Regions from separate parts of the Homo sapiens genome. Here regions 1 and 3 are each linked to region 2. Evidence: chromatin contacts called from ENCODE Hi-C or POLR2A ChIA-PET data. All regions are on one chromosome and are shown on one strand. Each heading gives the region's core, a stretch centred on a gene start or an enhancer-like site at or near the end of the contact. The rest is flanking DNA. Distances are from core to core; before and after follow the strand shown. Region 1 overlaps FHL2 (four and a half LIM domains 2). Region 2 overlaps NCK2 (NCK adaptor protein 2). Region 3 holds the start of FHL2 (four and a half LIM domains 2).

Region 1 (4,373 bases), core at 1,302-3,801, 430 kb after region 2:
TTGCAAGGCTAAGGAGGGCGGATCACGAGGTCAGGAGTTTGAGACCAGCCAGGCTAACATGGTAAAACGCTGTCTCTACTAAAAATACAAAAAATTAGCCGGGCATAGTGGCGGGCGTCTGTAGTCCCAGCTACTCGGGAGGCTGAGGCAGGAGAATGGCCTGAACCCAGGAGATGGAGCTTGCAGTGAGCTGAGATCACGCCACTGCACTCCAGCCTGGGTGACAGAGTGAGACTCCGTCTCAAAAAAAAAAGAAAGTTATGTAGGATAAGGAATAATCATTTTTTAAAAAGGCAAGGAGGTAATCTGACCTTTGGTAAGATGGTTTCTTACTGCCACTACATTTCTCTGGTTAATATAACTTTAAAACAACTGTGACACACTATGACAGGGAAGAAAAATGCCCAGGCTGACACAGTCCCAGCCCTGTTGGCAGCTGTAAGGGAAAACAGCTGGAAGGGCTGCATGGTGACTTTAGATGGGGCAGCTCCAGGCAAGAAGGCCTCTTCTAAGATCATGTGGATCCTGCAGAGGCTGGAAACTCGGGCCCCAGTGCTGTGCGACAGTGCAAATGAGAATTGAAGCCCGTAGAAAGCCAGGCTGACCTGTGTCCTGCCCCACAGGGAGTCACTGCAGAGACACAACACTCAGTAACAATAAGAACCACGACATTAATTGAAAAACAAATTAAACCCTTACTAGTTTCCTGAACAAGGGCCCAAGGAAGCTTCCACTGGGGACTCTAGGGGCTGTTTAAAGACTTTAACTGTTAGCACCAACCATGACATAAAAAGTATGCATATTTCCCGGATTTTGAATTTTTCACCTGTCTTGACTTTCTGTGTTAGTCACGTTCTCCAGAGAAACAGAATCAATCAAGGAAATGTATACACATAGATACATACATAAGGAGAGAGAGAGAGAGAGAGAGAGAGAGAGATTTCAAGGGATTGGCTCATGAGATTGTGGAGGCGGTAAGTCTGGAATCTATAGAACAGGGCAGCAGGCTGGAGGCTCAGGGAAGAGATGATACTGCAGTTCCAAATGGGAGCATTTGAATTCCGTAGGGCGGCAGGCTGGAAACTCAGGCAGGGTGTGTCTATTGCAGTCTTGAGAAGAATTAGTTGCCCTTAGGGAAACCTTAGTCTTTGCCCCTAAGGCCCACTACCGATTAGATGAAGCCCGGCCCTGATACGTGGGTAACGTGCTGCACTCGAAGCTTGCTGACTTAGATGTTAGTCACATCTAAAAAACACCTTCACGGCAACAAGTAAACCTGTTTTTTGACCAAACAACTGGGTACCAGAGCCCAGCCACGCTGACACATAAAATTAACCATCACACCTTCCCTTTCTCATGGTGTTTACTGGGGAGGGAAAGAAAAGAAAAACATGATCAGATAAGAAGTAAAAACCTAATGTTCAGTGAGAGGTAACCCATACTGAATATCTGAGAATTAACTGGCCGGCAGCCTCTTCTACTAAGGAATGGGGGAAGCAAGAATTCAGGCTCTGTGGTAAGAAATGCTGTGTAGTAATAATAACAACACAGCTACAGCTTCCAGCCCCTGAGCACACACACAGGCGTCAGACCCTGCTGCTTTACAGAATCCCATTGAATCTTCGGTGTTCCCTGGGTTGGATGGCTTCATCCCCATTTTACAGGTGCCTCTGCCAGAAGAAACGGACTGGGCACCAAAGGCAGGGCGTCTAGAAGAATCCCGGTGTATGCAAAACAAACCAGCACCGACAAAACACTGAATCAAAGCACTTGCTTGCCTGGGTTTGATTTTTAAAAGTGTTAGAACCCATTCAAGATGAATATGGGTTTACAGCGTCAGTGCACAGCTTTTGCGGTGAATTTACATTTAGAGGACAAGTGAAAAACTCACCCACCAGCTCCACACCCCCCACACAAGTCAGTTTCCTGATGACCAATCAGGAAACTGGAATACCATCAGTAACCCCAGTGCTGGGGTTTACCGGCTCTCGCGCCCCTATTAGCAGACGTTGCTTACAGATGCACCACAGCCTCTGAGCAGACTCAAGTAGCGATTCTGTCTCCAACCCTGCAACCAAATTTCTGGCTCCTCATTTGACTTTTTTTTTTTTTGAGCCAGGATCTCGCTCTTTCGCTCAGGCGGGAGAGTAGTGGTACGATCACTGCTCACTGCAGCCTTGACCTCTCGGGCTCAAATGATCCTCCCACCTCAGCCTCCTACGTGTCTAGGACCTCAGGCACACACCACCACACCCGCCTAATTTTTTTTTTGGGGGGGTAGAGACAGGGACTCTCTATGTTGCCCAGGCTGGTCGCCAACTCCTGGGCTCAAGAGATCTCCCGCCTTAGCCTCCCAAAGTGCTGGGATTACAAGGCTGAGGCACCGCAGCCAGCCTCATTTGACTATTTGAATCAGATTAAGACATCCCTTCTTCAAGACTGCGCTTCCGCCTGCGGGAGACTTGGTTCAGAGTGTGCGATTCAGTTAGGAGAAGGAACGCTCCTGCCACCTGCCGGTATTGCTGCATATGACCATGCAGGCTTGCGGCCACTGCTGTCGCCATGCCTGAGGTGCACGCGCCATGTCCCTGAGGCTCCAGGTGCCCTGTGCATTCCCTGCACGTAGAGTTGCCCTCGAACTGGTGTTGATCTGATCAGACTTATTTCAGAACTCGACAAGAATGCCATGAGAGTCATAATTGCCCCATATTCATTGGCAAAATCCTTTGGCTTCTGGGCTGCTTGATCAGAATGAATGTCAGAGATCCAAAGAGCAAGTGACAAAAGTATGCATGGAGGTTGAAGAAAATCTTTGTGAATTCAAAGTCCTTCCACTATTTTTACTTGAATTTCAATTGCTTCATGTAATGTTTGTTTTAGGATTCATCACCCCACAATTGAATTCCATAGATTGTACAGCTTAGTTTTGAATTAAAAGATCGCTGCGTGTCACCATCCCAAATTCCCTCTCACACATTGCCCCCCAACACACACCCTGCTTATTTTATATAATCTCAAATGTCTGGTCTTGGAAGTACAGGAAGCTGAGAAAATGATCCTAAATAACAATCGTGATAATTCTCAGCACATTCCTAATTACTGGAGGACAGACATTTCATGACCAACTTTCTAGCCAGCTAAAATACAACCCCTAGCTTTGTCCTTGGGACCATAAGATTTTGGGGCTGAGAGCTATGGACTAGTCTATAGACTCCTATAAGCCACCTGTGTTACTGCAGCTGCTTCCACCTGGTCTGGAGCGGGGCAGTCCCTCTGTCGGCTTGATTCCCCATCATTCCCTGACCCCCAGTTGAAGTCACATGTATGTGACCCTCATGCCACAGTCCCCAGGGATTGGCAACATTTTTCCTTCAAAAATCAGATAAATATTTGGGGCTTTGTGGACCATACAGTCTCTGTCACAACTACTCAACTATTACAACTACACAACAACTGCACAACTGCACACAGCTGCACACTACTCGGCCGTCTAGCTTAAAAGCGGATGTAAACAATGGAAGTAAATTAATGGGCGTGGCTGTGTTCCAATAAAACTTCATTTGAAAAGCAGGCAGCAGTCTGGATTTGGTCTTACACAGTGGCCAGGCCCCTCAGCTAGTCCGGGCACTTACAACACTTTCCTCTTTCTTTGTCCCTGATACTTATTTCCCCAGATTGTTCTTTACCTTTGCTTTATATGAAGGGTACTTGTTTATACGCCTATCTGGAATCATCCGTTACTATAAATAGATACACTTCTTTCTGGCAAACAAAAATGAAAAAATGTCAGTCAACAGACACCGAGCACTTGCAGTGAGTCCAGCTTGGTGGTGGCAGGGGTGACCCATAAGTGTTTCAGTTCTCTAGAGCTCCTCAGTTCACTTGGAGAAATGGTAGAAATGTATCAAATGCTAATAGTTATTCAAAAGACAATGGATGGCGTAGGTTTAGGCAATTACTAAATGGGATGTACAAGTAACACATGAAGATTTCAGCCAGGCATGGTGGTGTGCACCTGTAGTTCCAGCTACTCAGGTTGAGGCAGGAGTTTCCCTGGAGCCCAGATGTTCAAGGCTGCAGTGAGCCAGGATCGCACCACTGCACTCCAGCCTGGGTGACAGAGTGAGACCCTGTCTCGAAAACAAAAAAAAACTACATGTAGGTTTTAATTATAGCACTTAGTACAGTGCATAAAACTACCTAGATACATCACAACTTGGTTCAACAGGCAGTATGTAAAGTGAGTGTTGTAGAGGCTGCTCACTGAATCAGGTTCGAGGTTCCAGGTTCATTCACACTCTAGCCATTTCCATCCTGCTGTGAACCAGACGGGGTGTTCATTATCAGGTGTGCAATAGGTGAATACAGTCCCT
Region 2 (4,152 bases), core at 1,222-3,721:
AATAAATGGCCATGGGGTACTCTGGTTGGCCATCTGAAAGAAAGCTGGAGCCACATCTCACGCCCACAACAGGATAAATTCCAAAGGTATCCAAGATTTACAATGAAAAAGTAAAAGTATAGAAGGACATATGGAAAACACCCTTTATAACCCTGAAGGAAGAACTTTTTTTTTTTAAACCTAGGACTCAAATTCCAGAAACCATAAAAGAGGGATGAATTCAACTACATAAACATAAAAAATTTTCTTACATGATAAAATATACCACAGATAGATTCCAAAGACAAATAAAAAGCTAGGAGAAAACATTTGCAACTTAGGACACGAAGGACAGACAGGACACAGCGAGAGCTTCTTAAATAAACTTGACACAAGAAAAGACCAACACACCAAGAAAACCGTGGGCCAAGGAAAACCAGGTAAGAAAATATAAGGCCTTCAAACTGATGAAAAGGGACATCTGAACTTCACTAAAATGATACTAAGATATCACCTCTCACCTTTCAGACCACTGGAGATCAGAAAGTGTGATGACAACAACCTGGTATAACTTCCTGATTTTCAAAACTGTGCTGTGGTTAAGATGTTAACATCTGAGGAAGCTCGGTGAACAACTCAGAAAAATAAGGTAAGAACATTTTGTATTAATTTCCCTAAATGTATTTATCTATGAAGAACCACAGCTACTGCTTTGCTGCCTGGTTCATCTGCTTCAAAATAGACACCCACAGTTTATTTTCATTCTGTTGAGATTCACCGTCCACATAAACTTAATCACCAGCAACCTCAGTGGGTTCACCACAGGCTTCCCCCATCAAAGTAATGCATACATTTTGTCTTTACTCCAAGCTTACATGTATCTTTGGGGAACTTCACTATTCATATCTGATTATATGAATCAGATATGGAAGATGAAAACAATTTTAACCCTTATTTCTTCTCTCTAAACCAGACCCCAAACTGGTTCACTGTTTAAAGTGTACAATTCAGTGCTTTTTCTCATTGTTAAAAGCTAGACTTGTGGACAGATCTCTTCATTTTATAAAAAGAAAAAAGGAGAACACTGAAAGAAGAAAAAAAAATGACTCAGCTAACCCAGTTTCAAGAATATTCTGGATGTACAAACAAGAGGCCACAGTGAGGCTATCCGGGCTCCCAGGATAGGAGGGAGGCTTCCCTTGAAGTATGGTTTTGGCTAACTTATTTCTTACCTACACGTTACTCTTTCAAATACATTTTTTCAACAAAATCATCATATCAGAAGAAAACAAACATTACAACAAGCGAACATTAGCTCCTACTCCTTTCATAGAATATTAAATCCTAAAGATACTTATGTTCAAAAACACATCTTCTGGAAGTAGGGGATGATTTAATATTGAGTCTAAAATAGATGGATCAAAACCATAAATTAATAAAAATGTGGTTATAATTTTCTTCTCCTAGGAAATGAACCAAATTAGATCACTATAGCTAGTCAGCCCACAGTCAAACCTGACTTGGGACGATTAAACACTTAAAGATCTGCTGTTAGTGCCGGTAGCTTAAAAAAAGTTGCGAAGCCATAAATTAACAAGCAGAGTCCACACCAAATTGCTGAAAGGGTTTTTTTTCTGTGCCAAATTTACAAACTGGTTTTCTAGAAGCATCTTGTTTCTACAGGAGGACAAAAGCTGACAGGAGGCCACAACATCAGGTGTTTTGTTTTAACTGATCATGGTTACGAAAGACTTTGCATCAGCTCACTAAGCCTAAACAGGGAGGCTCCACACAGTCGCTGCAAATCCAGCCACTTCCTGCCTCACTGTTACCATACTCATCTCCAAAAGGCCACACAGGGACTCCAACCAGACCAGGCTCCACGCTCCATTCCAGCCATCCTGACCCTAAGACGCTGTCAAGAGAGCAGCCTCCCTCACATGGGTGCAGAGAATTTAAGAACCTCCCTTCTGCTAGCCCGCACAGCCTGGCAGCCTGCTGCTTGGCCATACTGGTTTTTTCCCCCTTAGAAAGACCTGGATACCATTTCTGCCCTTGCATTGCACAATATGGAACCGCATGGCTGGCAGTCTCTTCCGGTCCTAGAACTGTGAGTTCAACACACACCACCCAGAAATAGCACAAATTGGTTATTTCCTGTGCAGAAAAGAAAAATCAGCCAAGGCTTCAGAATCCCATTTTAAAGGTTCCCCTTAAAACACTAGTATAGGAGCTGAAATAGGGGTGTCCTTTCTAAGATCCTGAATTTGGCCAGACAGAAAGGATTAGAAATCAATGTCAACTTTTTTCTTGTGGGTGGGGGAGATGCTGAAAGAAAAGATGGTGGTACAAACTGTGAGTCAAAGGCCTAAAAAGGATAATAAATTTTTATGTCTTAGAGACATAAAGTTAAAATAAAAAAGGGACTGTGATGACTAAATCCATTTCTGCAAGACTATGCTTGTAACCATCATCACAGCAAACACTCACCCCAGCTAGGGGTACTGAACCAACCACAGATAAGTGCTGACACTTACAAGTAACATGCTTAATAAAATTTATTTTATCAAGACAACTCCTGAGAGGGCAGACTAACCTGTGAACTGTCACCACTAATGTCTATAAGTGTTCTAATTATATATATTTCCTTTCCATGGAATCAAATGTATACTGCATTTACCTGCGTCAAAGAGAAATGCTTAGTTATTTTTCCAATTCATTTAATTTATCTGATAGAGGTATGAGAAAGTACAAGGGAAAAAAAAGAAAGGGAATAAACATGATGCCGAGAGCTTCTGGAATAACACTAAACTACGGGATACTCTTCCTTGCCAAATGCAAAAGGAAGAAAAGCACCATCTCCAGCCTTCCAGCTCCCAGGCTCAGTCCAGACGCTGCCGATCTGAACACCTGCGTTCTGTGCCACACACTCATGTCCCCAGGCCCTCTCTGCAACCGGTGCCAATAATACCCCATGTGCTCCCTGCTCCAATGCCCCCATTCATCCATATTTACATACATGACCCTTAAAACAGCAAAACATTGAATTGTTCACTCCTCTTTTTAGTGGAAATTGAATATTTCTTAAGATCCTAAAGTGAGGCAACAGGAAGTACAGAGATAAGATAAACTGACACTAACCTCCAGCACTCTCCTGTGTGCCATCAATGACAAAACAGCCTTGCAAGAGCAGCAAAGCCACCACTCTGCCCACCAGCCATATATACTTACACACGCCTGCAAATGATTGTCTTTCAACCCTGAAGCCACAGTGCCCAGAGGGCGGCCAATACAGAGACTATCAACCTCAGTCACTTTCAACCCTGAAGTTGGTATTCCATGTGCATGCACCTAATAAAATTCTGTCTTCTTGGGACCTGTATCATAAAGCAGAATTAGCTTTCCAAAAAAAGTTTGACTGCACATATGATTTATACCAGAGCAAACTACAATAGAGCTTTCAAATGCTAAACTGTTTTGCTCTTTTTACAAGACTGGTAATAAAGAATATATCGTTGATGTGTTTCATTTTAAATGATTCATGTTTTCCTAAAGTCCTAGATGTAAATACCTAGTTTTACTGAAAAAGACTGGGGGGAGGGTGCGTGGAAGATGAGAGGAAGCGGCGAAGGAAGGAAGTTAGGGAGGAGGGAGAGGTCTAGAGGGAGGAATAATGACTCAAATACCTGGTTGAACATGAGCAGTGTTTCTCACCAGGGGCATACAGACGTTTCGGTAATTCTTTGTCGTGGAGCTGTCCCCTGCGTTGTAGGATGTTTAACAACAATCCACACCCTGCCTAAATTGGTGACAATCAACAACGCCTGCAGACACTGCCTGCTGAATATCCCTTGGGGAATGAAATCACCCTGGCTGAGAACCACTGACGGAGCATACATGTAAACTAAATAGACCAAGTTTGTTAAAGCAAAAATAAGACAGGAATATCCATGTATTTTCTAACTCTTTTGGAATATGACTCAAATATTTATGCAGCAGTTTTTATAATTACCCGTTTCAAAATAACTAAATAAACAGGCCCATTCAGTTTAACTCAATATCATGATTAAGTTACAATATACCATATAATTAGAAAACCACCTTTGACCTCTTGCTTGGGAAAAGTGTATAGAGTATGCTATTGCTTATTTGAGGAAAAAAAAAATTAAAAAT
Region 3 (4,593 bases), core at 2,032-4,531, 400 kb after region 2:
GAGGTTTCAGTGAGCCAAGACAGTGCCACTGTACTCCAGCATGGGCAACAGAGCAAGACTCCATCTCAAATACATATATATATACACACACACACATATATATATACACACATATATATACATATATACACATATATATACATATATACATACAGATACATATATACATATACATACATGTGTATATGTGTGTATATGTGTATATGTATATATGTATATATACGTGTATATATACACGTATATATACACATATATACATGTATATGTACATACATACGTATATATACGTATATATATATTCGTGTATATATACGTATATATGTATATATTCGTGTATATATATATTTAGTTTTTGAATGAGTACATTAACATAGCTCAAAATTTACAAGAAATAAAAATGTGTACAGTAAAAATTAATCTCCTTTCCACCCCATGACCCCTAGCCACTCAGATCTCCCCAGAAGCAACCGCTTATAAATATACATTGTCTTCCCCCGTCCTTTCTTTGCTCATGAACACAAATGGTTGGTTTCTACCTACAAAGTGTTCTCTACTTTTATTTTTCTCAGTTGATTTATCTTGGAGATCATGCCAAATCAGTAAATATAGTTACCTCGTTCATTTTAACAGCCGCATATGTAAATAATTCTAAAATGCACCATACTGTATTTAACTAAGCCCTTGTTGACGAACACATAACATGGCCCAGTATTTTTCTATTACAAACAATTCTACAATGACTACTCTTGTGTGTCTATCGTTTTACACAGGAGCAAGTATATCTACAAGATAATTTCCTATAAAGGGAAATGCTGGGTAAAGAGAAAATGGTATGTTCATCTGTAATTTAAAAATGTTTTCATTATGGAATTTTTCAAGCATTACAAAAGGAGACAGACTAGTAAGATGAACTGCTGCATATCCATCATCAAGCTTCAGCGATTATCCACAATCCATGGCTGATAGTATTTCGTATATATATAGGCCCTATCCATTTCCCCACCCCAAATTATTTTGAAACAACTCCAGGCATAATGTTATTTCACTAGGAAATATTTTGGCACTGTTCTTGAAAAGCAAGGACTTAAGAAAAGAAAAATATATGTGTGTGTGTAATCACATTATCACCCCTAACATAAATTGTTCATTAATACTAGAAAATATCCTGTCAGTGTCATATTTTCCAAGGTTGTCTCATAAAAATTGATTTTCTACTAGTTTATTCTTTGATTAGAATCCAATAAGATCCAAAAAAAAAAAAAAAAAAGAATCCAATAAGATCCATACATGGCAGTTGGCTAAGTCTTTTTTTAATCTCTTGGTTCTGTCTCCATCTCTCTTGTTTTTCTTTGTGCATCGTTGTTGTAGAAACTGGGTATGTTTGTTTCCAGAGTCCGGATTTTACTGACCCTATCGAATGACCACAGGGTCATTTAAAATGTTCTGCTACCCATTAGGTCAAAAATTAAACACAAAATTAAATTGCAGAATTTCTTAATAATAAAACACAACATAGCTGAACCTATGTGACACAGCTAAAGCAGTTATTAGAAGAAAAATAACAGAACTAAATAACTCTATCAGTAAAAAAGCAAAGCTAAATGGATTACACCCGTAAGTCAGAAAGCTAAAAAAAAAAAAAAAATTAAAATATAAGACAAAAGGAATCAGAAAGAAGATAAATGCAGAATTAATGTTTCATCATTTTAGGGCTTGTTTTTACAAACTGAAGCTTAAGACTCACCATTTGAGAACTAGGAGACCATTTCCTAATTTGTAACGATATCAACAACACATCTAGGTAGCTGTCAGGGGCTGGGAGCCTTTTCTACACAAACTTTGCTCTGAATTTCAAAATACTAGCCTGTCTTGACACTTAGTGGAAATTCAGGTAGGGTGGCCTTAACTCAGGTTCTTCAGGAAAGCGTCCTGTTTCAGGGACACAGTGGGGTGGGGTCGGGGGAGGGCTGTATTCCGCACATCTAGTTCTGGCTGGGCTTATGGCAAGTCTCAGTCCTCTGGAGTCACCTGAGTGACTGAGGGATGAGAGGCATTTCTGATCCCGTAATATACTTACATGGCTTTGCCATCTACCACATCCCAGTTCAAATCTCAGCTGGCACAGTTACCGTTCACGTGGCCTGGAGCAAATCTGAGCTGAACTTTCCTCACCGTAAATCTGGTAAAAATCTTTACCTTAAAGGAGTGTGGATCAAATGAGATACCAGGTAGAGCTAGTGCTCACCGAGTGGAAGCTAAGGTGATGAAGCCCCTTTATTCTCAAGTTCTGTGATTCCATGATGGAGACCCATGAGGCCTACCAGACGGAGAGTATCAATTAAAAGAAAGCAATCACGGAGTTCTTCCCGCCTTCTCTGGAGGATGTATTCCTATGAGCTGCCCCGAATGTTAAAAATAATACACCTGCCCCCAAAGTGCCGAGGACGCCTTTGTGGTCCACCTACTCATCGTCCACCGGTTTCTGCAAGTGGACCGGTTACCTGCTCAGGAGCAAATGTTTCCATCACGACGCACCCTCTCCCAGGGATGGGCTCAACCTGTGCTCTCCCTGCGACAATGCTGAACAGTGCCATCTGTCCCTACCCAGCGTCAGCGTCACGCAGAGGGCCCGGGCTTGGAATGTGGGAGGCACGCTCCCAGCTCACTTTGGTTTTCCCGCCCTGGAGGGGAATCCAAGATGTCTAACTAGTCTTCTGGCCCCGAGAGGGAGAGGTGGGGATAGGACCTTCCTTTAGTCCCCTCCGTAGTGGAACGAAGGATTCTTTATGGTCATCTGTGGTGTTCATTTCGTAAAGAAGCATCTGCAGGGTAAGAAGGAAAAACGTCCACCTTGCAAATATATCCCAGGCACATGCCTCCTGAGAAGTGACCCCCTCCTCCCTCCGCCTCCCCCGGCACGTCCTGGGGCTTCTCCAGTCTCCCGCTCCTGGGACCAGGCAGAGATCCCGGCGTGGGCAGACCCCTGCCACCGCGCCCAGGCCTCGTCCGAAACTCGCGCCCGAGAGCCCACGCCGGAGGCGACGCTCCCGATAACTACTGTGCTCCCAAGACCCGGAGGGCACGAAGAAAGGAGCCCTGGCAAACAAAGGGTACGGGCCGGGACCGCCGCAGCCCGGGGCGGGGGCACGGCAACCGCGAGGCCTGGGGGCGCCCGCCCCCCGCGCCCCACGCCCGGTGCCAGCGAGCCGAGGCGTGCATCTCCTTATATGGTCAAATGACACGGCGGGGTTTCTCGAGGGCGGGAGCTGCGCAGCGCTCCACTCGGCCGGCAGCGGAGCCGCAGCCACCAGCCGCCCGCGCCCTCCAGCCCCGTCCGGGAGTCCCCGGCCCGCTGCGGTGCCGTGAGTACCTCCAACCCCCTGCGCCCCGGAGGGAGGCCGAGGGGCTTAGCCACCAGGGCTCGGAAGTGGGGGCCGAATCCGGTGCGAGACCCAAGGAGAGGGGAGCAGAGCCGGAGTTGGGGAGACTGGTGAGAGGAGAGCAGAGCTGTGGGTCCGGGAAGACCACTGGGAGAGGGGACCCGAACCGTGCGGGGAGAAGCCGGGAGAAAGGAGTTGAGCTGTGGGGTAGACCCGGGAGAGGAGAGCCGAACCCTGGGGGTTGGGGGTGGGGAGACCACGGGGAGAGGGGAGCGGAGCAATGGGAGGGGTCTAGACCCTGGGGGCGCTGGAGCTCAGAGGAGCCCACCGACTCATCCCCAGAGGGAGGACTGCAGCCCGCGTCCTCACCAGGTGGGGCACCGCCATGCGGGCAGGGACCGGGCGAGCCTGGGTAAAGGCTGGCCGCGGGTCCCAGCCGGCGGCTGCGGGGAGGTGACGCTGTCCGCCTGCTTCCAGGCCCGACTCCCGAGCGGGCTGTCCTGGCACGGTGGTCTGCGCGGGGGAGTCCGGGCCATTTCCCTTTAGTAGAAATAAGTGGAGTTTGCAGTGTGACCTCGCTCCTTGACTCAGGTAGACATTTAATAACTGAACCATTCGGTTAAAACAAAAATGGCTTATTTTAAATGAAAAGATTCTAAGTTTTTCTTAAGTCGCACTCGTGTGATATCTTAGCATACCAGAAATAGAGGGAAGAAAATATTGAGTGTTTTTCTGATTTTAAATGAATCAGTCATATTTATTTTCATATCCTCAGTCGGGTTTTAACTGGAAGTAGGCTAATCCGGTTAGCTGAAATGTGTAGCTGGCTTGCAAGCAGCAGTGTACTTAGACATCACTGAACTTAAGGCCCGCACTCCCTTCCACATATTTTGGAAGGTAATAAATCACAATTTGGGTTTAGAATCAGGAGAACTGTCTTCAAAACACAACTCCCAATACATCTCACATTTTTGGTGCTGACTCTACTAATGAGTGTTTTATAATAATATATTAAAGAAAAGAGGTTTTGCACTATCCTGAAGATGTTTTAGACAAAAAAAAACAAAAAACAAAAAAACAAAAACCATTTGCATCAAGTCTTAGAAGTACAGGAATTCCTAGTCTATCAATTAAACTTTAATAAAACCAAACTCAAAGAACATTTCATTGTGCATTTATATAAAATTTTGTCAAGTGTTACTGGATTTAGATC

What was found. Hi-C counts contacts between places; a loop is a spot of excess contacts on that map. ChIA-PET counts read pairs that join two places held with the same protein, here RNA polymerase II (POLR2A). Pooled maps may share reads with other maps.
Region 1: a loop to region 2 is called in a map of naive thymus-derived CD4-positive, alpha-beta T cell, with 2.0 times the contacts of the local background. The contact joins two enhancer-like sites. A Hi-C loop is called at or near these places in 2 of 168 maps with a recorded cell type or tissue (naive thymus-derived CD4-positive, alpha-beta T cell and psoas muscle), 1 of 37 single-sample maps with no recorded cell type and 6 of 50 pooled maps.
Region 3: a map of ascending aorta shows a loop between it and region 2 (4-fold over the local background). The contact joins the promoter of FHL2 here to the enhancer-like site in region 2. A Hi-C loop is called at or near these places in 1 of 168 maps with a recorded cell type or tissue (ascending aorta) and 7 of 50 pooled maps. POLR2A ChIA-PET finds 5 or more read pairs at or near these places in 1 of 52 experiments (activated CD8-positive, alpha-beta memory T cell).

What each region holds. Positions count from the first base shown.
Region 1 is chr2:105,368,114-105,372,486 of GRCh38, reverse strand. The region is part of intron 4 of FHL2 (four and a half LIM domains 2); the gene reads left to right. It also overlaps a transcript of C2orf49 not described here. Among named protein-coding and RNA genes, the nearest start is that of FHL2, 29 kb to the left of the region's middle. RefSeq lists enhancers at 2,076-2,575, 2,576-3,077. Within about 2 kb of position 2,551, at least 12 of the 41 ENCODE cell types and tissues checked have a DNase peak (open chromatin) inside an H3K27ac peak, as active enhancers do.
Region 2 is chr2:105,795,295-105,799,446 of GRCh38, reverse strand. All of the region lies in intron 1 of NCK2 (NCK adaptor protein 2), which reads right to left. Among named protein-coding and RNA genes, the nearest start is that of NCK2, 52 kb to the right of the region's middle. Within about 2 kb of position 2,471, at least 6 of the 41 ENCODE cell types and tissues checked have a DNase peak (open chromatin) inside an H3K27ac peak, as active enhancers do.
Region 3 is chr2:105,397,739-105,402,331 of GRCh38, reverse strand. FHL2 (four and a half LIM domains 2) reads left to right here and starts at 3,281. Exons shown (of 7, transcript NM_001318895.3): 1 at 3,281-3,490. RefSeq lists silencers at 3,178-3,307, 3,328-3,547 and an enhancer at 2,678-3,500.